Regions from separate parts of the Mus musculus genome. Here regions 1 and 3 are each linked to region 2. A link is a loop called in an ENCODE intact Hi-C map of the cell type or tissue named here. Cell type or tissue: gastrocnemius. All regions are shown on one strand. Links, peaks and the distances in the headings refer to the core of each region. The heading gives the core; the rest is flanking DNA.

Region 1 (7,264 bases), core at 1,448-6,447, 140 kb after region 2:
AGAGAAGATTAATACTGGGTATTAATACCCGGCAAGATCACTCTGGATCAGGAATCCTGAGTGTTTTGTGTCCAGCCCAGCTCCTGTGTTGGAGCCCGCAAACTCTTTCCCCCATGTTCTCAAATGCAGGGACTGAAAACACAGCATTACACAGGAGACCAATTTTATTGAAATATAGCTCTTGAAAGAATCAGAAAACAGATCTATGGCGTAGTCATCTCCCACGTCCTTTAATAATGCATTGCAGTAAGCAAACCTAGCAGCAGTCTAGTGAGCGCTGATTTCCAGGCTGTATGGAGTGTAAAATTTTCAAGAGCCCTCCACTGGCAGAGGCACTGTGAAAGCATCTCGGGTTCTATTAGTGGCAAAGGTATGGCTAATACTGCTGAGACTTGTGACGAAGGAATATGAAATTCACTTAGAAGCTAGAGCATGTGCAGCGAGTCTCCATCCAAGCTCTCAGACCTACAAACCATGACTATGAATCCCAGGTCAACAGAAGAAGCGGTGGGCCTAAATACGCTTCTAGATGAATTTTAAAAGTGCAGTTTAGGGGTGGGCAGTTGAGGAGATGAAATAAGCCTTCCCTTAGACACAGGGTTTGACAGTACAGATGCCTGCTTTTCCCTGAGTCTACCTAGGAGTTCTGAAATATACAAGGTGTTTTATAAAGCTGGGCCAGGAGACTTGAGGCAGAGAAAGCTGAAGCCTGGCAAGTCCTCTGCTCTGCTGCCAAATGACCTCTTCTCTGGACAGACACTCCAGTCTGCCTTTCTCTAGCACTTCTTGGGTAGTCCCCAGCTTCTCTACACACACACACACACACACACACACACACACAGTCTTCCAGAGACTGCTTGGGCAGGTTTCCCTATGGGCAAGGAAGAGATCAGAAGCTCAAGTAAGTTATGTATCTGCACGTGGAAGGGAAAGGCTGGTTAACTTTCAGTAAGGATAGGATAAAACTGTTGGTATTTATAGGAGTCGAGGTAGCAGGACCTTCTTCTGCAGCATTGACAGACTGGAATGTGCAAAGCTCTTGTCAGACAGCTATACAGTTCTGTACTTCCATACTCAATCCTCCTACTGAGAACTGAGGTGGGGTCTTCTGGGATTTCCTAGGGGAGAAAAACACCAAGTCTCAGATGTGGACCTGGCTGTACCTATGACATACTTGAGGCCTGCAAGTTCCTCTCTCAGGCCACTGGCAGAAGAGACGTCTGTCTGCCCTCAGGAGGAGTCCCTTTGCAAACTCCATGTTATTACGTGGCTTTAATTGACACAGACAGTAAAGTACATGTGTCTTTCAGAGCCAGCTTCTTTAGATCAGGCGTCCACTAAGTCAAAGATCCTTATCACTCCAGGGAGCTTGCCCCTGCTCCAGCACTGTCCGTTTGCAGTGTGGCCCAGACTTTTATATTTTTTTACCTAACTTAACAAGAATTTTTCTACTAGCTATTAAGAACAAGAATTAAAAGAGGACACCTCTGTAGGGCATGGGGGACTGTGTTACCAGACAGACATAAGAACTGGCAAGGTTGAGCGGGCAAACCCTGGGAATCTCAGAGATGTGAGACTGGTAGGGGTAGAACAGCTTCCTACCTGTCCTGTACCTGCTGTGGGACACGGAGCCACGACATCCCACTGGGAGGACCACGCACAGTCAGGTAATGTAACACCTTGAGTTTGTCTCCACACTAATGAGATATCAAGACAGCCTTAAGCCTTCAGCCAATGAACTTCTCCTCTTGGTTATTCCTTCCCACAAAAGGTATTTAATCCCTGGTTTACCCCCAAATAAAGCATATGTGTTCACATCCACCATAAAAATAAAGCAATACGAATAAGCAAGGATCATCTCAGAGACCTGCTTTATGAAGGATCGCATCGGGAAAGGCCTTCAACTAAAGAGCTATGCCTTACACTCCAAGATGCCACGCACTCTGGTCAAGTCAGCTTGACAGGCTGAGGCCTGGAAGCTACTCATGAGGCAGAAGAGTTTCACGGAAACTCACTCCTGGAGTCTGGTGTTCTCTCTAACCCATACATTAATTTTCCATTCCCGCGTTAGTCTAGTGTACGGATCCATGTGCTCTCTTTTAGTATTATCCTATTATAAGTGCTTTTTAAGATTGAATTCTGACATAGCTAAAGCCTTCACCAGTGTTCCAACAGTCCTAGAAAGTCCTTGAGCAGACCATGGGAATTCAGTGACATTCAGAATAGCCTCTGGTACTACACTATCACTTTGAATAAAAGCGAGGTCACTGCCCTACACAGGAATTTACCATCACCTAGGAAGAAGGAAGTTTCAGACCTAAGGAGAAACCAGAATAGATACTTAGAACTATAGCTGAGTTACACCCATACACACGTATTTACAATGGCCTAGGGGGAAGGTGGACTATACAATAGATTAAAATAGGAACTATGGCAAGGGCACAAAGCCCTTGACCCTGGCTTCTAAGATTAAGTGAATCTTAGGTGGAGCCCTTGTTGATTCCAGTTGTTAACAATGAATTCTATCCCAGGTGGTTCCTGTTAGACCTTCTGTGTTTGCATTCCTCTGTTTTATGTAAGAATCCAGTAACCTCTTTGTACCATGCGGGTATGTCACCCAATTTCCTTATTGTCTTCTGTATAAAAAGTTTGATGCTCGATTTGACAAATTACATTCAGATTCTACACAACCTCTCCTGTGTGCGTCTGTTTGTCATTCATCCGACGCTTTGCCCACCCGCGACTAAAGACCCATTCCACGCAGACAAAGGGGCCCAGAGGGTCTGCGGCAGGAAGGAAGGAAGGAAGGAAGGAAGGAAGGAAGGAAGGAAGGAAGGAAGGAAGGAAGGCAGGCTTTCTCTTCTCCAGCCTCTTTGGTGCACCAGGCCCTGACTCCCAATCAGACCAGGTTCCAATCATCTCTGGCTCCTCAAGCCCCAGGGGAAAGGTAGACATGAGGACCTCACCCCCTCACCCCCACCTCACCACACCACACCACACCACACTCCCCACATTCCCCAGCCCCCACCCCCATTTCCTTACCCAGGAACCCAGAGAGGAGCCAAGGAACCACACTCCAGACTTCGCTGTTTCCCTTTCAGGTCTAGAGAAGGAGAACACAGACTGTGAACCTCCGCTCCAGACTTCGTTCTGCCTCCCCCTGGGTGGAGAGGCAGAACACAGTACGCATGCCCTCACAGGAATCTTCTATATCTTCTTAGTACTATAAGGTGGGTATGTATTTTCCTCTTCACTTCACACATGAGAAAGCCGAGGCTCACTAACGCAGGGAACTAGGACCAACAAGCGCATCTTCTGACCCTCCCAGTGCCTTAAAGTTAAAATGGAGTTTTTCAGGGAAACAGCAACTGTGACAGAGGACGGGAGAGTCCGGGCCATACTGAAATCCTTCCTGTTTAAAGGGAAGCTGGTTGTGGGGGCCTCTTCAGGGAGATTTTTTTCCTCTTGGACAGGGAGTCGCCATCCTGTTGTCAAGCCAACGACCCTTTCTCAGAGTTGGGAAATGTCATGGCTTGAGGGAAGTATTTCCTCAAGAGATGTCTCCAGTTCTAGAACATTCAATAAGCGGTTCCCTCTGCTTTTCTAATATTGGGCTATTTCCGCCCTCTGGTGGCCGGAGACGTGAACTACAGCAGGGCTGACATTTCTTAGCTCTCAGCTGCTTACTGTGACAAGGCTAGGAGCCTCACTCACTGTCCAGGGTCCTTAAGACAGGGGAATCAGCACTGGCAGTTCTCCGGTGCAAGTTCTTAAGACAAGGCCTCCCCAGGGAACATGGAGCTCTTTGGTTCAGCTAGGTTGACTCGCCACTGAGCATCAGGGACTTGCTGATTTCTCCCTTTCCTGTGCTGGGATTGTAAATTGTGTGCCTGGCTTTTAACATGGGATCATAGTGAAGGTCTTTGTGCTGAAGGGGCAAGCGTTTTACAGCTGGTCCATCAGTCTAGCCCAAGTCCACAGCTCTTGAGCGTCAGTGTTTTGGAGCATTGAGAAAACACACTCCCTCCCCCTAAATGGAGCAAGACCAGAGCACGCTCTCTTTCTACTCTGCATCCTTTTGAGAAGACAGCTCCACCAATCCCAAGTTCACTAGAGGCCTCACCTTGCTTTGTCATCATTTAACATAGCCACCCCCACCCCAAGAAACCCACGCTGCAGCCAGGGCAGAGAGACTGGGAGTGAGCCAAGGCCCCCTTGCCAGGCTTCTTCTTCTCATTTATAATCACATGAGTTTTCCTGTCGCTGTCCTCAGGACCTACCCTTTCTCATGGGTCTTTCTGGCTGCCTAGTTTCTACTGACACTCCAACTTAACTCACCTATCTAAAAAGTCAAGTCTAAGTCTTCCTGAGCCTGAATTCTCACTCGCAGTCTTTCAGGTATATGCCCAGTGGACTGTCTGGCAGATCTATTTCTGGTTTTTGAGGTACTACGCTGACTTTCATTGTGGCTCCATCAGCTTATACCCCCATCAACAGTGAATAGGGCACTCCTGCTTCACAGACTCACCATCATTGAAGCCGTTGTTTTCTTAATAAAGGCCATGCTTCCTGGGGTGACAAAAACTGTTTTCCCCCCAAGGCAGGGTTTCTCAATGTAGCCCCGGCTGTCCTAGAACTCACACTGTAGCTTAGACTGGCCTCAAACTCAGAGATCTACCTGCCCCTCCGGGATCAAAGGCATGCGATACCTCAGCTTAAGACAAACATCTTAAATTAGTTTTGCTAATTTAAAAAATTAGCTATTTCTTTGATGTCTTAAAGATGTTGATCACTTAATAAGAAATGTTTATTAATCATTTATATTTCTTTTGAGAAATTTTATAACTTATTTTAAATTTGATTGCTTGTTTTTTATATATTCTAGACATTAATACTCTCTCAGACATATAACCAGCAGTCTTTTCTCCCCTCCTGTACTGTGCCTCTTCGTTCATTTCTTCATTTTCTTTGTTGGACAAGTGCTTTTCCACTTTATGAGGACCACTTTTTAATTGTTGGCCTAATTTCTTGGGCAACCATCGTGAAGTGTTTTATGTGGGTTTGGGGGACTCAGTCTAAGGGTCTCATGTTTGCAAGTGTCCTGCCAACGGTGTCATCAACTTCATCCCCTGGAAAGTGTTTTATCTGACAGTTTAACGTCTTTCCTCAGTTTGAGTGCACTCTGACTCATGCTGTGTTCACTGTACTAGGTTAGTTTAGAGAGTTTTGCTTGTCGTTTCCCTTCTAAAAACTTCCCTGCCTTTCTCTTTATTGGGAGTGAATACCCTAGCTGGGCATTCAAGGCTGTTTACCACCCATGAGCATTCTTTTCTAAACCCAGCATTCCTCTGAGTACAGTTGGTTGTCTCCCCTCATCACGGCCCCAGTGCCCTGCAATCCTCAGTCCAGCTGTCAGTTGTCATAGCATTGTACCTGCTTTAAGAAGCCAGGCCTGATGAGTCTAGCCACAGAGCCTCTTTAGTTTCAGATTAGACAGGCATCTTTGAGGATACATTCTTTGGCTTTTTTGGAGACATCCACGGGAGATTCTTCTCCACCTCTGTACTGAAGCTTCCTGAAGGAAGGAGCAATGTCACATTCTTGGTTTTTGTATGACCACAAGACACTGGGTGTTGTGGTAGCTGGTACCTGGTGGCTCATCCTCATAGGTGCAGGATCTAAGGCTGCACTTGGAGCTGAGGGTGGTAAGAAGAAGCCGCAGAAAAGGCAGCAGAGACAGGTGCAGAACACCGAGTCAGGGACTCTCTGCTCAATCCCCAGTAGAGAACACCGCATGCACTGAGAGAGAGAGAGAGAGAGAGAGAGAGAGAGAGAGAGCTTCCTTCAACCAAGGAGTATCTTCTACAGAGAGTGAGCAACGCAGTGTGGCAGAAGAAAGTATGCTGGGCTTTGATGGGAGTGTCTGAGTTTATGACTGGCCTCTCCAATGCTCTAGGCCTCCGCTTTAGCTCTATAGTGCCAATAATGCCCTGTCGTTAGAGTCGAGACCACACTCAAGAGCCAACACAGAATTGAGGTGTAATATTTTTACAATTCCAAAACTGTATGTGTCAGATGGGCATAGGGACTGACTTACATGGGCAACTTGATTTCACAAGGGAGCACTTGGCTACCAGCTGCTATACAAGGACTATGCTAACTGACCTTTGCTGCCACCTGCTGTCCATACGCTTACAATGCAGCCTGTCTGCCTTGTCATTTAGCTCCAAATGATGGACATTGAGGGGAATACAGGGTGCAAAAGGAATGAGGGAGTTTGTGGACGTCCTTGAGTATAGAAGAAGGTGGCTAAGCTGTATTGTGGGACGATGGATTATTGTCCCTGGAAGTTACGGAACTGCCAGGTCTGGAGTTAAGTCACTCACATCGTTAATAAACGAAGGGATACACTTCCCGAAACACTTCAGAGATCTGCCGTTCCCAGTGCTGCTCTTCCTTTGCTTGTCAGTGCCCACGGGGTTTTCCAGCCCTTGCTGTTGTCACAGTCACTTTCTGAGGCACAGAGCTGCTAACTATCTTTCTCTTTTCTGCTGTGACCCCGTTACCCTGTTACCTGTTACCTGTTCCTGCCACCACGCCCACAGATCATCTGCTTCATGCCCCACTTATCCTGTATCTCTCAGCACGTGCATTACTTCCTCCCATGATTCTTCTACATCTTAGAATCCTTTTATATGCTCTGTGGTAGTTTGAATAGGTAAAGCCCCTACAGACTCATGGGTTTGAATGCTTGGCCCATGGGGAGTGGCACTATACTCATTGGACTAGGCATGGCCTTGATGGAGGAAGTGTGTCACCCTGTAGGTGGGCTTTGAGGTCTCCTATGTTCAGGCTCTGCCCAGGGTAGGACACAGTCTCTTTCTGATGCCTTTGGACCAAGATGTAGAACTCTCAGCTCCTTCTCCAGCACCATGTTTGCCTGGACACGGTAGTGCTTCCCACCATGATGATAGTGGAGTGAACCTCTGAAACTGTAAGCCAGCCCCAATTAGATGTTTTCCTTTATAATAGTTGCCTTGGTCATGGAGTCTTTTCACAGTAATTAAAACCCTAACTAAGACACCGACTCTTCGATACATTGCACAATAAGAGCATCTGTAGGCCCAAAAGAAATGTGTAGGGGAAGACAGGAGTGTCGATGCCTGTACAGACTTATTGTGGAGTGATGTCTAGAAACCACACCCACCAGTATACATGGTTCTTATCCCCACTCCTTCCGAGGTAGGAAAGCTAGCCTGAGAAG
Region 2 (7,264 bases), core at 1,072-6,071:
GAGCATCAGGAAACTCAGGGCCTAACATCTGGAAGGATATGTGCAGCTACCAGAGATACAAGATACAGTGAGAGAGAGACAGCTGCCTCTGCTCGGAGGCGTTTGGAGAAAGGCTATGTCTTCCACACTGTGGGCTGCAGCCTCTCTGCATACTTGCTTGGCAGAGGAGGGTAGAGAGGAGGAAAGGCAAGGTGCTCTCTGAGGCGCCATCACCCTGAGGGACCAGTAGAAGATTCTGTTAGAGCAGAGGTTCTCAGCCTGTGTGTGTGTGTATGGGGGGGGTGTGTCAAACAATCCCTTCACAGGGGTCACACATCAGATATCTTACAAATCAGATGTTTACATTAGAATTCATAACAGCAACAAAATTACAGTTATGAAGTAGCAACAAAAATAAGCCAGGCGTGGTGGCACACGCCTTTAATCCTAGCACTTGGGTGGCAAAGGCAGGCGGATTTCTGAGTTCGAGGCCAGCCTGGTCTACAGAGTGAGTTCCAGGACAGCCAGGGCTACACAGAAAAACCCTGTCTCGAAAAACAAAAAACAAAAATAATATTACAGCTGGGGGTGGTCACCACAACATGAGGAACTGTATTAAAAAGTCACAGCGCTAGGAAGGTTAAAAAACACTGTGTGAAGAGTCGTGATTTTTTTTCCAGGCTGGAAAATGAAGATTTTAGTCTCTCTCTCTTTCTTCCTTTCTTCCTTCCTTCCTTCCTTCCTTCCTTCCTTCCTTCCTTTCTTTCTTTCTTTCTTTCTTTCTTTCTTTCTTTCTTTCTTTCTTTCTTCCTTTCTTCCTTCCTTCCTTCCTTCCTTCCTTCCTTCCTTCCTTCCTTCCTTTCTTTCTTCCTTTCTTCCTTCCTTCCTTCCTTCCTTCCTTCCTTCCTTCCTTCCTTTCTTTCTTTCTTCCTTTCTTTCTTCCTTTCTTCCTTCCTTCCTTCCTTCCTTTCTTTCTTTCTTTCTTTCTTTCTTTCTTTCTTTCTTTCTTTCTTTCTTTCTTTCTTTCTTTCTCTCTCTCTTCTGTAGTAAACATCAGGGAGAGAATCTTCCACTCTCTCTGGCTCAGCATCTGATTTTCTACTTTCAACTATGCTGCTACCTCAGTGGTTAAAATAGATGGCCAGCTTCTTCACTCTCAGAAGTTCTCGACCAAAGAGACATAGACAGTCCTTGCCTTCAAGGAACTCAAGGTCTAATGAGGAGGCACATGTCCTACTAAGGAAGAAGTATATGTAGTATATTGGGACACGCTAGGTTTCTCTTCATAGGACCTCTTGGATACTGGAAGACTCAGTCTCAGGACGCCTCTTTTGAAGAAAGGTAGGTGATGAGACTCCAGGAGACTCAGCTAACTGGATGAGCGTTGGTATTAGAGAGATGAAAATGGAGAAAACCTGGGAAGCTTTACTGGGGTAGCCTGGGAAGAGGGTAAGGGACAGATCTTACTCACAGGTCTGTTAGTAGACAGAAGAGTGCAGATGCATGCTAGGGATGGGCAAGCATGCCGGGAGCAGAGCCTGGAAAACAAGAGTTTTCTCAGCCCCAGTTGCTCGCTCACATGGGGTAGCATTTGAGATTCACCTCTGCAGGCATCTGAGGACAGAATATAGCAAACAGACAGGCACAGATGAAGTTCCTCAGGTCAGGGAATTCTGGGAGTGAATTGAAACTAGTAATGCTAGATGATGCTTTGAAACATCCCCCAGAACAACCCATCCTTTCAGAGCTGTTCTGGAAAAGTCTATCAGGAGACCCTAACACATCTGGTGTTGGAGACTGTTAGGCAAAGGGGCGTAGGAATTTAGGACCTGTGATCCTGAGTAGCTTGTAGGAGTCTGGAGAGGAAAGAAAGTCTTTCAGGATGAGCTGGTGAAGTTTTGTATTTAAAGGGAGAGGAGGAGGCCAGCTAAGGCATAGGGAAGAGTCCTCTGGCTGCTGGGAGTGTTGGTCCTCCTGGCATTTTCTTTGTCTGTGTTTCAGGGTCCCCTTCTAGTGTGTACTCATTCAGAATAAAGGGGAAAGGCTGTCTCACTCCCAGAATTCCCTGACCAGAGAAACGTCATCTGTGCCCGTCTATTTGCTATGTCCTGTCCTCAAATGCCTGCAGAGGTGAATGTCAAATGCTCACAGTTAGATTGAGTGAGTGGTCCAGACGCAATCTGGAACTAGAGGGCACAGAAACACAGTCAAAACTAACCAACTAACCAATCAACCAACCAAACTAACAAACGACCCATAAGTTCATACTCAATGTCAAAGAGGACAGCTTTCCTTGACCAGTTATAGGAAAAGCTGCCCCTTTCTTCCTTCTTTATTCCTGTATTTTGTTTTGTTACCCGTAACATTAAACATAATCTAGTACGTTATACTTCCCACAGACCAATCTCCCCACCCCTCTCTTTGAGTGAACCTTTAAAAGGAAGGAACTTGTGTGTATTCAGGGTGTTATTATATAGGCTGAGTTCCTGGGTTTTTCTTGAACTTACAATTACATTTGGTTTTGTTGTTTGTGTGTTTTGTTGTTGCTGCTGTTGTTTTAAGACAGGCTTTCATTTTAGCCCTGGCTGTCCTGGATCTTCCTAAAAGGACCGGGTTGGCCTTTACTCACAGAGATAAGCCTGCCTCCTCCTTCCCAAGTACTGGGACTAAAGGTGTGAATCATGATGCCCAGCCAGTTCTCCGCCATTGTCTCCTGAGCTAGCGTTACAGACATGCACCACTATACTCGGATTCATTCATTCATTCATTCATTCATTCATTCATTCATTCATTCATTCATTCATTTATAATCTGACTGGTTTTGTGACTGGACCATATCAAGTACCAAAGCAATACCTGTTGAATGATCAGTTGATGAATAAACTAAAAACCCTAACATGTCTGAGTGCATGTGTTTGTATGGATGCTTGTCTCTGTGTGGGGTGGTATTCTTAATCTCTGGATTAGATATCCCTGTCTTAAAATTTTGGTTTTTGTCTATGCTTGCAAATATTTTTAACATAAAGAGAACTCTGAGTCATATTATGCTTTTGAATATGAACTTATGGGTCGTTTGTTAGTTTGGTTGGTTGACTGGTTAGCTGGCTAGTTTTGACTTTGTTTCTGTGCCCTCTAATTGTTCCAGATTGCGTCTGGACCACTCACTCAATCTAACTGTCAAGATTTTTTGAGGAAACTGTGCCCATCTCATATCAGCAGAGGGCACTAGAGCTGTGTGCCTTAGTTCCAAGCCTGAAGATAAAGCTATCTTGGCCAGGAGCTTTTAGGGACTCAGGAGATCTAGAATATGAGAAGGAAGAGGTGGAGGCCTCTCCAGATGGGCGTAATTGCAAAGTTGTGCAATTCCTGTGTTTCTATTATTTCTCCCACACTCAGCAGCCCAGTGAGCAGAAGGATGTATTTAGGGATTGGGAGAGGAGGTGGCTACTACACTGGGTTCTGGACTGGAGAACCCACCCGAATGCACTTCTATTTCGATTCTCCATGTCTTCACCCCAGTGCACCTCAAGTTCCTGAGTGCTTAGAGATCGATCAGTGGCTGCCTTCTGTAGCAAGCCTTCGGGGAGGCACAAGAGAAAGCCACCGAGTTCTTTGGTTTTCCCTCCGGATAGATAAATGTCTGGGGTGAACAAAGGAAGAGTTAACTGCGCCTCTTCATGGCTGCTACGGACTCCAGCGCTGAGGCGGGCCTCAATGTGGCTGGCTGAAGCCCTCAGAAGGGGCTCAAAGACAGTCAAGATTTCTCCAGCCTGAGATTTGTAGGCAAGAAGAGCTTCTCCCTCTCCAACACTCTCGAGTTAATTGAGAATTCTTAATTTAGGCATCTAGGGTTAGATTCTGGGGTTTGGGATTAAAACGAAGAAGAGATCTTAAAGCTTTTACACCCCCATCCCCCAGACGCATAAGAAGCACACCCCTCCTAACACAGTCATCCAAATTGATGAAGGTTCGTCCTCAGTCCTGGCTGCCACCCCATGCCCGGCTCAGTTACACCACTGGGGGTAAAAGTAGGTCTCGCACCAAGCACTGGTGGGCCAGGACCCAGCGGTCCTTGCTCCAGAGCCTGCGACGCCTCGTTCTCCCCACCCCTCCCCACCCCTTGCCTCTGCCCTCAATTCCTTTCTCTTTGCTCTCCTCCCATCTCGGTTCCAGCGAGCGGAGCGAGTGTGTGCGCGCGCGTTGGGGGACCAGGGGAGGGCAGTGGAGGGAGGCGCCGTCGGAGGGAGAGCAGACGTCAGGAAGAGAGGGAGGGAGCCGGGGAGGGAAGAGAGGGAGAGGGAGAGAGAGCGCGCGGCGCGGAGGTTGAGAGAGGCCCCGAGAGATAAAGCCGGAGGGCAGAAATTATTAGGGGGCGCGGGACGAGAGGAGGGGCCAGGGGAGCGAGCCGGCGGCTAGAGAGGCAAGCGAGTGTGCGCCTTGTGTGCAAGGGCGGGAGGGAGGAGAGAGAGCCAGCGGCGGCCCCGCTCGCGCCGACTGGGGCCCAGCGGCGGGCGGACAGCATGCTGAGCCTCCTCATCTGGATCCTCACTCTCTACAACACTTTCTCACAAGGTAAGCCCCAGCCGCGGGCTAGGGAGTCCAGGGAACGGGCGTGGAGTTTCCGGGAGAACACCGAGGAGTTCTTGGTGAAGCGGCCCAACTTGCTTCCTCTGGCTGCGCGGGAGAACAGAGAACTTAGGTCGCAAAAGCCGAGATCCGAGTAGAAAAGGGATCGGAGTGCTCAAAGTCTTTCCTCCAGTTCCTGGCGGTCCTTCCTCCATCCCTCCACTTCCTGGGCCCAGGGCCGGACTACTGGGTCCTGGGCAAGAGAAAGGCTGGGAGGAGATGGGATTTGATTTCAGATTTGGGGGGCGGAGTGCGTGGAAAACACAGACGCAGGCTTCCTAAGATGAGGCTGAGGGATCCTGCTACCCCAATCCAGCCTACAGTCACCTTCATCTGATGTGCGGCTGCATACTGCTTGGGGCTGCCCCTCAAAGGAAGGCTATATTCGGTCCCCCGCCCTGGAGGTTGTGGGTGGGAGATAGAAGTCTAGATACCAGGGTTGTCTGGGTTCAGGGGAAGGGGAGTTGACTGAGCCAGGCACTCACTTCGGGTCAGAAAAGTGCAGGTTTCTGAGGCTCCTTTGGAACTAGCTGGGCAGAGCTGGTAGGAAGAGTGGGAGAGAGATGAGTGCATTCAGGTACACTGGGCTGGATGCACGTGAAGGAACCAAGGGTCCAAACCCCAGCCAGGCCTGGGGTCTGCAGGAAAAGGCTTTTGCCTCCTGAGACTGACTCCAAGGAAGATTTAACACTGTCGAGCCCCTCGCCTGAACTGGAGCACAGAAATCAGACACACAGATAGCTTCCAACAGAGACATGGAGACAGACTACTCACCTAAGGAGACCCCCCCACCACCCACACACACACACACATGGAGACAGACACATACACAAAGACACTGATTGACACCTCTGAAGAAGGAAGATTCCTCTTCTAAGCTGACACACACTTGCCTAGTTATACCCTGGCATCAAACTTAAACTGTACATACATGTTTCCTACATTCAAAGGACATAGCACTCACTCACACAGAATTGCTTCCACACACCCCAGCCATGGAGCAAACAAAGAAACTTGGGGCAGACATTCTTATAGGCAGGCGCCTACAGAGATGTTACAGTCTTCAAAATGGAGGAGGTGGTCTCTCACTGGGGTGGGTGAGTGATCTGGAAAGAGAGAAGCCGCAGAATGGAAAGAGCCCCAGGCATTGGCCAGCTCTCTTCCTCTCCTGAATGGTGTGTGTGTGTGTGTGTGTGTGTGTGTGTGTGTGTGTAGGGGGTGGGGTGCTCCACTGGACCCCCCTCCCCTTTGCTAGCCCTCTCTCCTCCAGCTCGGAAGGCAAAGCTTGGCTTAGCTTAGGGGTCTCAATTCCCTTTCCCTCCCTGGAGCCTCAGGACCCTCTTAGAACATGAGAAGGCGCACATCCGCTGTGTGAGAGCAGGAGTCGAGTTAGGGGGAGGGAGAAAAGAAGGCCTGGTTTCAGGTTGGCCACTTGTCAGAAAGTTGGGAAGATAAGTTAAGTTCTGACTTTGTTCAAGCCAGGTTGCTGGAGAGGGGGAGGGGAAGAGCATGGCCGGTCGAGGGGCAGCTGTGTCAGTTCTGATAGGTGTCAGAAGCAGGCATCTCTCTGCCCCTCTCTTGCAGCCCTCATATTCCAACCAAGTAGAACGAGCTTTAAGAAACAGAAGCTGCAGTTAGCAAACATGAGAGACATGTAGCTTGAATCCCGGCTGACTGGAGGTCAGGGAAAAAAATGCTTGCCGAGTACCTGTCCATCATTGTGGGTGGGTGTGGCTAGGGAAGGCAACCGAATCCCAGCCTACTTGACTCTTATCAGAGGTGAAAGCCAGAACTGCAGAGGGGTGCAGATGTGTGTTTGGGGAGGAAAGCAAAGGGAGAGAGGGGAGTCAGGAGAGCCGCTCGCTCCTCGGCGGAGGGTTGGGGAGGAGACCCTTAGGGGAGAAATGGGGACATGGGGACACTGGCAAGCTGAGGACGAGGCAGGGAGAGTACACAGGGTGGTTGGCTGTGAGCTGGAGGAGGAGGGATGGTAGTGGGAAGTGAGGACGAGGAGAGGTAGTCTGAGGAGCAGCAAAACTGAGAACAGAGAAGAGCCGGGAAGGGGAAATTCAGCCTCGCTGAGAAATAACAGCCGTATTCTAAAGACTTTCGATGGGTTTCATCTATCTTCATTTTTTACTAAATAATTTTCTGTATCTTATCTAAATGAAAACCATTATCTTCCCCCTCCCCCGCTGCCTCGTCCATCACGCCCCAGCTCCCCAGACTGATTGCGCTGAAAATTGAAATATTTATTCATTTTCTAGGAGATTTTTCTCCCTCCCTAGTCTCAGGGAGGAGAAATTGAAAAGGAAGGATTGTAGTTAATCAGAGCAATGTGGGCTGACAGGATGGTCCCCGTGGGAGCTGCCTCCTGAGGCTGGTGGCTCTGGCTATAGGAGGAAAATCTCGTCCTCTGGCACCCCCTCACCCCAAGCTCCTCCTGTCTGTTCTGCCTTTGCTCCAAGGAGACTAAGGGGTAAAACAAAGAGGCCCAAGGGCCTCCTATGTTTCCAGCATTTCGCTCCCTGTGCACAGTTATATCCTGGCAGAGAACTGTGAGTCTGATTCTACAGCTCTGTTCTGCACACATATGCGTGCCACGCACTCCGATGTCCTACTTCTGCCCAAAGCTGGGTATGGAGCTGGGGTAGATGTA
Region 3 (7,264 bases), core at 1,571-6,570, 85 kb after region 2:
AGGTTATGTCTTGGCCATTTTTGTACTGTGACCCTGAAGAAGTCCCAACCGTCGGGCAGGGGTTCTCTCTCTGGCATGGTAATACACACCATAATACTTTCAGGCTGCCTCTCCCTCCCTTCCTTCCTTCCTTCCTTCCTTCCTTCCTTCCTTCCTTCCTTCCTTCCTTCCTGAGATTTTATGATAAGGGTTAAATGAAGTCATATGCACAAGGTACTTCAGCAAACAAGAGTTAAACTCTGGGTAAATGGTAGAAATTATTGCCAATTGGCTTCCAGTTTACAACTGACAGTTGACTTCAAAGACCTTGGGAGATCCTAGCAAAATGTGGGTTGGTGATGGAGGTGACAGATGGTCTTTGCCTGAGTGGAGGGAAAAAAAAACAAGGCAAGGGCAGAAGGCCCAGTGGAAGGAAGTGCTTTGTCTCGCTCTCTTTGTAGCAAGAACCCAGCGTCTCTGCGCAGATAGGGGCTCTTGTGAGTGTGGTAGGAAGGTACAGCTGTAGAGAACTGGGCGAACCAGGAAAGCCTTCCCCATTTCTCCGCTTCTCAGGTTCCTCTCCCTCACTTCTATCCACAACCCTGCCCCTGTCACCGGGGTTGTTTATGCTGGGGAGCGGAGACGGGAAGAGCCAGGACTGAGGGAAGAATTAGCTGAGAGAAGCCTTGGAACCATTTTGTCACTGTAAAAGTAGCCCGGGTTATACACGTGCCCTGGATGCTACACTCTCTCTGCAGACCTCACTCCCCTCACACTGGCTCGGTGAGGAGACCTTGTTAGGGCCTCTGAGGGACAAACAGGCTCAGGGCCTTCAGGGGGCTCAACCAAGACCACGTGACAGTAAGGGAGGGGCCGGGATCTGAAGGGCACTGATCTAAATTCCACCCTCTTTTCCACTCTGCCACTCCACATGTACAAATTGAACAGAACGCTGTGTCAGCAACTGTACCTCCGGCTCAGAAACCTTCATTTCACCCACGCCGGGACAGCCCTGTCTGCCTCCAGCTCCGTGGACCTCCTGAGATCTCCCATCAAGGGTCTCCTCTAGAACTTTCTTCTCAGTCTCCCTAGTCTTGTTTTTCTCAGGGAAAAAAAAAAAAGATGAATTCGGTGCAGGCCTAGACTACATAATGAGTCTCTCTCTCTCAAGTTAATTAAGTGAATAAATAAATATTTTATTAAAAAAGAGGAACTCTTATCCTAGGGGAACTTTAAGACTCTTGGCCTTGGGAAACACAGGGTTTGGCTCACCTTAACATTTAGAAGTCTGTGGCAATGGTATTAGAAAAGGCACCTTACTTCTTAAAACCACATGTATCGCCAACTCAGGTGCTTAAGCACACAGCAAAGGCCTGTTTTAGCTATACATTAGGCAGCGGAGAATCTTTTTAAATGCCAGTAAGACCTGGGCCTGCTTATCCCAGGGCATTGAAGTAGGGGAGACAACCACCAAGGGTAGCCAGTGGGCAGATAACACTCAGTACCGCCGCAGGTGGACACGAAGCTTTCTGCATCCCCCAGGATTTGGCCAGGGTGATAACAGCAGCTCTGGGCGAGGGCAGGAAACAGCAGAGGCTAAACGAGGAGGTAAGGGTCTGCAGGGCTTGAGGACCCTAAAACAGGAGGCTGATACCTGAGAAGCCATGCTATAGGCAGCTGCAGCCTCTGGAGGTGTTTGAGCAGGAGAACAACACACCCTTAACTGCTATGAAGAAATAACCTGGCGAAGGTGTGGTAGATAGAGTTGACCATCCAGCCATTCCAGGCAGATGGATGGGGCTAGGTGTAAGGATACCCTTCCTTCCCGAGGGTATGATCTGACCTCAAGACCTTGAGGTGGCCCTCTATACTCTCCTGGGCAACAGCGGTGAGTATAGAGCAAACAATAGGAGCCGCTGTGAGAGAGTATCCCGCAAGCTGGGTGAATTCTCCCCGGGGAGCACTGTGTAGAGTGATTGTAAGTGGGGCTCTGGCGGCATTGCCCTGCCGAGGGGACACATGCCCGCCGACAGAAGGATGCCTCAGTTCGCTGCATCCCGAGCTGATTTTCTTCTCCTCTTCCCTCCAGTTCCTCCAGAGGAAACAAGGATTGATGGGGGCCCGGTGATTCTGCTGCAAGCAGGCACCCCCTACAACCTCACGTGCAGAGCATTTAATGCCAAACCTGCTGCCACCATCATTTGGTTCCGAGATGGGACACAGCAGGAGGGGGCTGTGACTAGCACGGTGAGGACCTGCCTGCCCCCTCTGGCCCCTCTTAGCCCCAGCTTCTCATTGTCTCTCCTTTCCCTCTTACACGGGTAGATGTGGTAAGACCCTTTTATCATACAGTTGTGACGACTGAGGCCCAGAGGAGATAAATGGGCTCCCCGGTTCACTGTGCCATTTCCATAAGTACTTCCTTTTTGCTAAGTACCATGCCTGGTAGACATGTTATGGGCAATTTCTCTTAAACCTCAGAAGAGTCCCATAAAGTAGGTGTTGCTTCCAACTTACAAAGGAGGAGGTTGATGGTCAGAGAAGGCAAGGGCCCAGCTGGATGTCACTCAGAGAGCAAGCAGCGAAGTTGGCATTCGATACTGGAGTCCGGCTGCACTATTGATCCTTTACTGTCCTCTGTCAGAATGGCAAAAGGCTGCAGGAACCAGGGTTGTGTGCATATTCTCAGAGTCACACAGCAAAGCTGATGGCAGTGGCTAGCATGTTTGTGCACCTTGCCCTGGGCTGGGCACTGTGAGAGCCACTTCCCAGTGGGACGAGAACCTGCCCACCTGTGTGTCCTAGAGTGTGAGGATGGGGGGCCTGGGTTCTGGCTGTAGCTCATAGTGACCTCCATGCCCTGGAACAAATATCTTCCTTCTGCCCTTTCATAAATGATTATTTGACCCCAATGGGGCCCAACTTTTTTTTTTTTTTTAACCATCAAAAACTGTTATTTTTCTCCTGGGGGATACATGTTTTAAAATATATTGGCAGCCAAACAAGTTGATGGGCTAATAGCATTTGTTATCTGCTCCTGTCTTTTGCTGATTCTCTTAAGACTGGTGATTCCAAATATCACTGTGTTTTGCATCAGTTAGGTGCTGCTGTGGTCTCCTAGAGATGCACACATAGCTGTCTGAAGGAAAGGCCTTGCTCTTGTTCACAGTGTGGTTTCCTTAAGTGGGTGGGTGACAATATGGAAAATGACTGCAGTGTCACTGAGCCAGCATGCTGAGCTGATGAATCTGTCTCAGTAATCCAGGACCTTAGAGCCACCCCTGAAACACATGGTACCCAGGGCCAAGTGTAAGACACTCACTCTCACTGTAAGTGGTTCAGGCAGGAGAGAGCCCAGAGGTCTGGACAGGCCTGAGAAGGCTTTCTAAAAGCGGAGAAACTCACTGTGGGCTTAGAGAATTCCAGGAATTCAACACTACAGAGGGAAGCTCGTGTGCACCACAGGCTTCAGTTAGTTTTAAGATATCAATATTAGAATATCTGTTATAATACGATTTCTACACTCCTGTAAGATGTAATAATGGGGGAAGCTGTGGTAGAGAGGAGAAACTACCTTTCTGTTTGATTTTTCTGTAAATTGCAGAAAGCTATTTAAAATACCCAACTACTTTACAATGAAGTTGGAATAGGGAGGGAGATGCACTTTAAAGGTCTGCCCTTTGGTGTCTCTGAGAGCAGAGGTGGGGCTTTTAGCCTTGACTCCCATCTTCCCTCACCCCCAGGAGCTGCTGAAGGATGGGAAAAGGGAGACCACAATCAGCCAACTGCTCATTGAGCCCACAGACCTAGACATTGGCCGCGTATTCACCTGTCGCAGTATGAATGAGGCCATCCCCAATGGCAAGGAGACATCCATTGAGCTTGATGTGCACCGTGAGTAGGGCATTGGGTAGGCTACGTGAAGTGGGGACATAGCAGCCTGAGAAGTACAGAATAAGGAAGGAGCCTAGGGGTCCAGGACTAATGTTCCCCTCATTTCCTGGTTTAAGCCATGGGCAATAATGGTTGGTGGGTGGAGCATTGAGTATAGTATTGTACCTGCTTACTTGAGTTGTGAGTATTAAAGACATTATGGTACAGGAGCATGTAGCATGGCTAGCATGGCTAGCATAGCATCCTGCCAGATGTCCATGCATTCCTCCTAGTCAGGGATGCTCTTACCCTGGCCCTTTACAGTAAGCTGAACTAACCCACAGTGCCACCTAGTGGTCATAGTAGGTCATTACATCCACTGGATAATTCCCTTGCTATCATTCTTGGCCTGAGCCACCGGAAAGACTCTGTGTAGAAAGGGTGAGGGTGATAGCTGATATTTTGTAAACTTCAATTCTCACTTCACATCAAGGTGGTATGAATACACATGTGACAGAGGGAAAGGGAGAAACTCGGGGACAGAAAGGACCCTGACCTCCTATCCCGTACTTTGCAGACCCTCCCACAGTGACTCTGTCCATCGAGCCCCAGACAGTGCTGGAAGGCGAGCGTGTCATTTTTACATGCCAGGCCACAGCCAACCCAGAGATCTTGGGCTACAGGTGAGGGGATTGGGTTTTGGGAGTGCTATGCACCTGATAAATGGAGAGGTGCTTGGGACTGAGGTGGTTGTGGGGTGGGGGGCGGGCTACGGAGGAGACCAGAGTCCCTGAATATAACAGAGAGTCCCAGGTTCTGATCTCCCATCCCTGGGCCTCATCCTCTAGGTGGGCCAAAGGGGGCTTCTTGATTGAAGACGCCCATGAGAGTCGCTATGAGACAAACGTTGACTATTCCTTCTTCACGGAGCCTGTGTCTTGTGAGGTTTATAACAAAGTCGGGAGCACCAATGTCAGCACTTTAGTGAATGTTCACTGTGAGTAGCTGGGAGGGGAGCAGCAGGGGAGGGGGCAGAGAGCAGGACCCTTCGAAGGTCCTGGGGTACAGGGGACGAAAACTCCACTAACCTGGTAGACAGGGGTAAACATGGGAGGTAGGGGTCAGGAAGAGAGACAGCCAGTCAGAGCTGATGATTCTCAGGCACCTGAGACTCTGACCAGCCACCTCTCTCCCCATCAGTCGCCCCCCGGATTGTAGTTTACCCAAAGCCCACCACCACAGACATTGGATCTGATGTGACCCTCACCTGTGTCTGGGTTGGGAATCCTCCCCTCACCCTCACCTGGACCAAGAAGGACTCAAACATGGTAAGCCTCTCTCTTCCTGCCTGTTCTGAGCGCTGGGCGTGGGGGTGGGGGGTGGGGGTGGAGCACAGACTTGCTGGCGCAGTGAAGAGAACGGGAGGGATGGGGTTGGTCTTTCACATCGAAACTGGACCATTTCTAGGTCTTGGGGTTTGGGAGGAAAGAGGGTACTTGCAGTCAGCCATACCTCTTCTCCTTGGACTTGCATAGAACTCAGGGTGAAGTGGAGGGGGGGGGGAGGTGCTGCTGTGGTAGTCAGATCTAGGGCATTCATTAATGATGCGGAGGTGGTAGGGAATCGCACAAAGAAAGCTGAAGTACACAGTTCTAACGACTCCTATTTGACAGTTAGGGCCAGAACTGTAAAGGGAAATTTCAGACTAAACTGGCTTACCTGGCTTGGTAATAAAATCATAGGGACGAATCATCAGAAAGGACTGTATCCTTTTAGTTATCGTAGCAGGCACCTGTGCACTTGGGCAGGCGCTTATTGCCAGCCTGCTTAGAGTCTTAGGGAGTCTTAGCCTGACTCAGGAAGCCATTTACCTTCTGGGAATTCACTTGTGGCCCTTCATGCTTTCTTTCCCATGCCTCCAATGCGGGGGCCCTCACCGACCCAGGGGCCCAGGCTTCCTGGCTCCCCACCCGAGGCTAATCTCTCTGCCCAGGTCCTGAGTAACAGCAATCAACTGTTGCTGAAGTCAGTGACCCAGGCAGATGCTGGCACCTATACCTGCCGGGCCATCGTGCCTCGGATCGGAGTGGCTGAGCGAGAGGTACCGCTTTATGTAAACGGTGAGTGCCTTAAGAGGCCGAGACCTGTCCAAAGAGCACTGAAGCTGTTGGCCTGAGATCTGACCGGCCTGACTGGGTCTTCCTGCCTATAGGACCTCCTATCATCTCCAGCGAGGCGGTACAGTTTGCTGTGAGAGGTGATGGCGGTAAGGTGGAGTGCTTTATCGGGAGTACCCCACCTCCGGATCGAATTGTGAGTACTGGGTTGGCGTGGGCAGGCAGCCCTTGGTGTGTCCCATCTGCCCGGCTTCATCTCCCCACCCTCTTCTACTCTCAGAATCCTCCGCCTTTTAGTTTCTGTACCATTTCACCTGTTCAAATACGACCTCCTCCCTTACTTGTGTGATGATGAACAGATTAGTGGTTTGAACCCCAGTTTCTCATCTGTGACAAGGAGGCCATCTCCCCTCATAAAAGTCATTACAGCCACAGTTGTGAGGAACCTAGTAGTGGCCCCGGGTGGTGGTGGCGCACACCTTTAATCTAAGCACTCGGGAGGCAGAGGCAGCGGATTTCTGAGTTCGAGGCCAGCCTGGTCTACAGAGTGAGTTCCAGGACAGCCAGGGCTACACAGAGAAACCCGAGAAACCCTGTCTCGAAAAGAAAAGAGAAAGAAAGAATGAGCCTACTGCAGTTCCTTGGAGTCAGGCTTCTTTCTTGCAAAGGTCCTTCCTCTGCCCTCATCTTCCACCCTTGCTAATACCTTCCAGTCTTTCTTCGTACCTCCCTCTCCTTCCTCCATCCCCTCTGCTCCCCCTCCCACCTGTCCGCTCTTCTCCCGTTTCTCCTGCCTTCCTCCCACAATCCCTGACCATCCCTCATTCCTTTCTCCTCTCCCCTATACCATAAACAATTAATTCCTCCTGTGGCCACTAACCATCAAAACCCTCATCACATTTAATGACCATTTGGCTAACTCCAGGGCTGCCCAGGGATACTTCATTACCACAGCTGCCTAGGCAGAAGACGGTTTGGCTCCCGGGAGGTTTGCCTCATCGAGCTGGGAGGACTGATCCCTGGAAAGGAGCCAGAGCTCAGCTGCTCCTCTTCCTTAGCCTCCCTTATGCCATGAGAGCACACAGTTAGGACTGCCCCAACTGGGACGGCAGGGACGGAAGGCCTTGGGGATCCGCCTCTTGACTCCCGGCTCATAATTAAGATACATCTCTAGAGAGCCTAGCAGGTTTCTGTGGGTTGATTCATGGTAAGGCTGGTAAGATAGACTTGGGTGCGGTTAGAATCACGAGGCTGAGCATTGCCTCACATGGTCAGAATCTGCCATTGCGGAGATA

What was found. Hi-C counts contacts between places; a loop is a spot of excess contacts. Peaks named below come from ENCODE experiments on the same cell type or tissue, not always from the same donor. Only the 100,000 strongest peaks of a DNase experiment are listed, where the experiment ranks them.
Region 1: a loop joins it to region 2, with 6 times the contacts of the local background. A loop is called at or near these places in 18 of 42 quality-filtered maps.
Region 3: a loop joins it to region 2, with 10 times the contacts of the local background. A loop is called at or near these places in 30 of 42 quality-filtered maps.

What each region holds. Positions count from the first base shown.
Region 1 is chr3:87,029,961-87,037,224 of GRCm38, reverse strand. No RefSeq gene overlaps it. Among named protein-coding and RNA genes, the nearest start is that of Gm24472, 33 kb to the left of the region's middle. In gastrocnemius, for the core only: CTCF peaks have their summits at 3,640 (motif pointing left) and 6,187 (motif pointing left); DNase peaks (open chromatin) are centred at 3,641 and 6,178.
Region 2 is chr3:87,171,683-87,178,946 of GRCm38, reverse strand. It overlaps Kirrel (kirre like nephrin family adhesion molecule 1), which reads left to right and starts at 4,410. Exons shown (of 16, transcript NM_001170985.2): 1 at 4,410-4,551. In gastrocnemius, for the core only: CTCF peaks have their summits at 3,197 (motif pointing right), 3,962 and 4,170 (motif pointing right); DNase peaks (open chromatin) are centred at 3,205 and 4,259; H3K4me3 peaks cover 2,717 bases; H3K27ac peaks cover 2,739 bases.
Region 3 is chr3:87,087,067-87,094,330 of GRCm38, reverse strand. It overlaps Kirrel (kirre like nephrin family adhesion molecule 1), which reads left to right. Exons shown (of 16, transcript NM_001170985.2): 5 at 2,069-2,226; 6 at 3,723-3,873; 7 at 4,430-4,535; 8 at 4,701-4,849; 9 at 5,053-5,180; 10 at 5,846-5,972; 11 at 6,065-6,165. Among named protein-coding and RNA genes, the nearest start is that of Gm24472, 24 kb to the right of the region's middle. In gastrocnemius, for the core only: a CTCF peak has its summit at 4,205 (motif pointing left); a DNase peak (open chromatin) is centred at 4,198.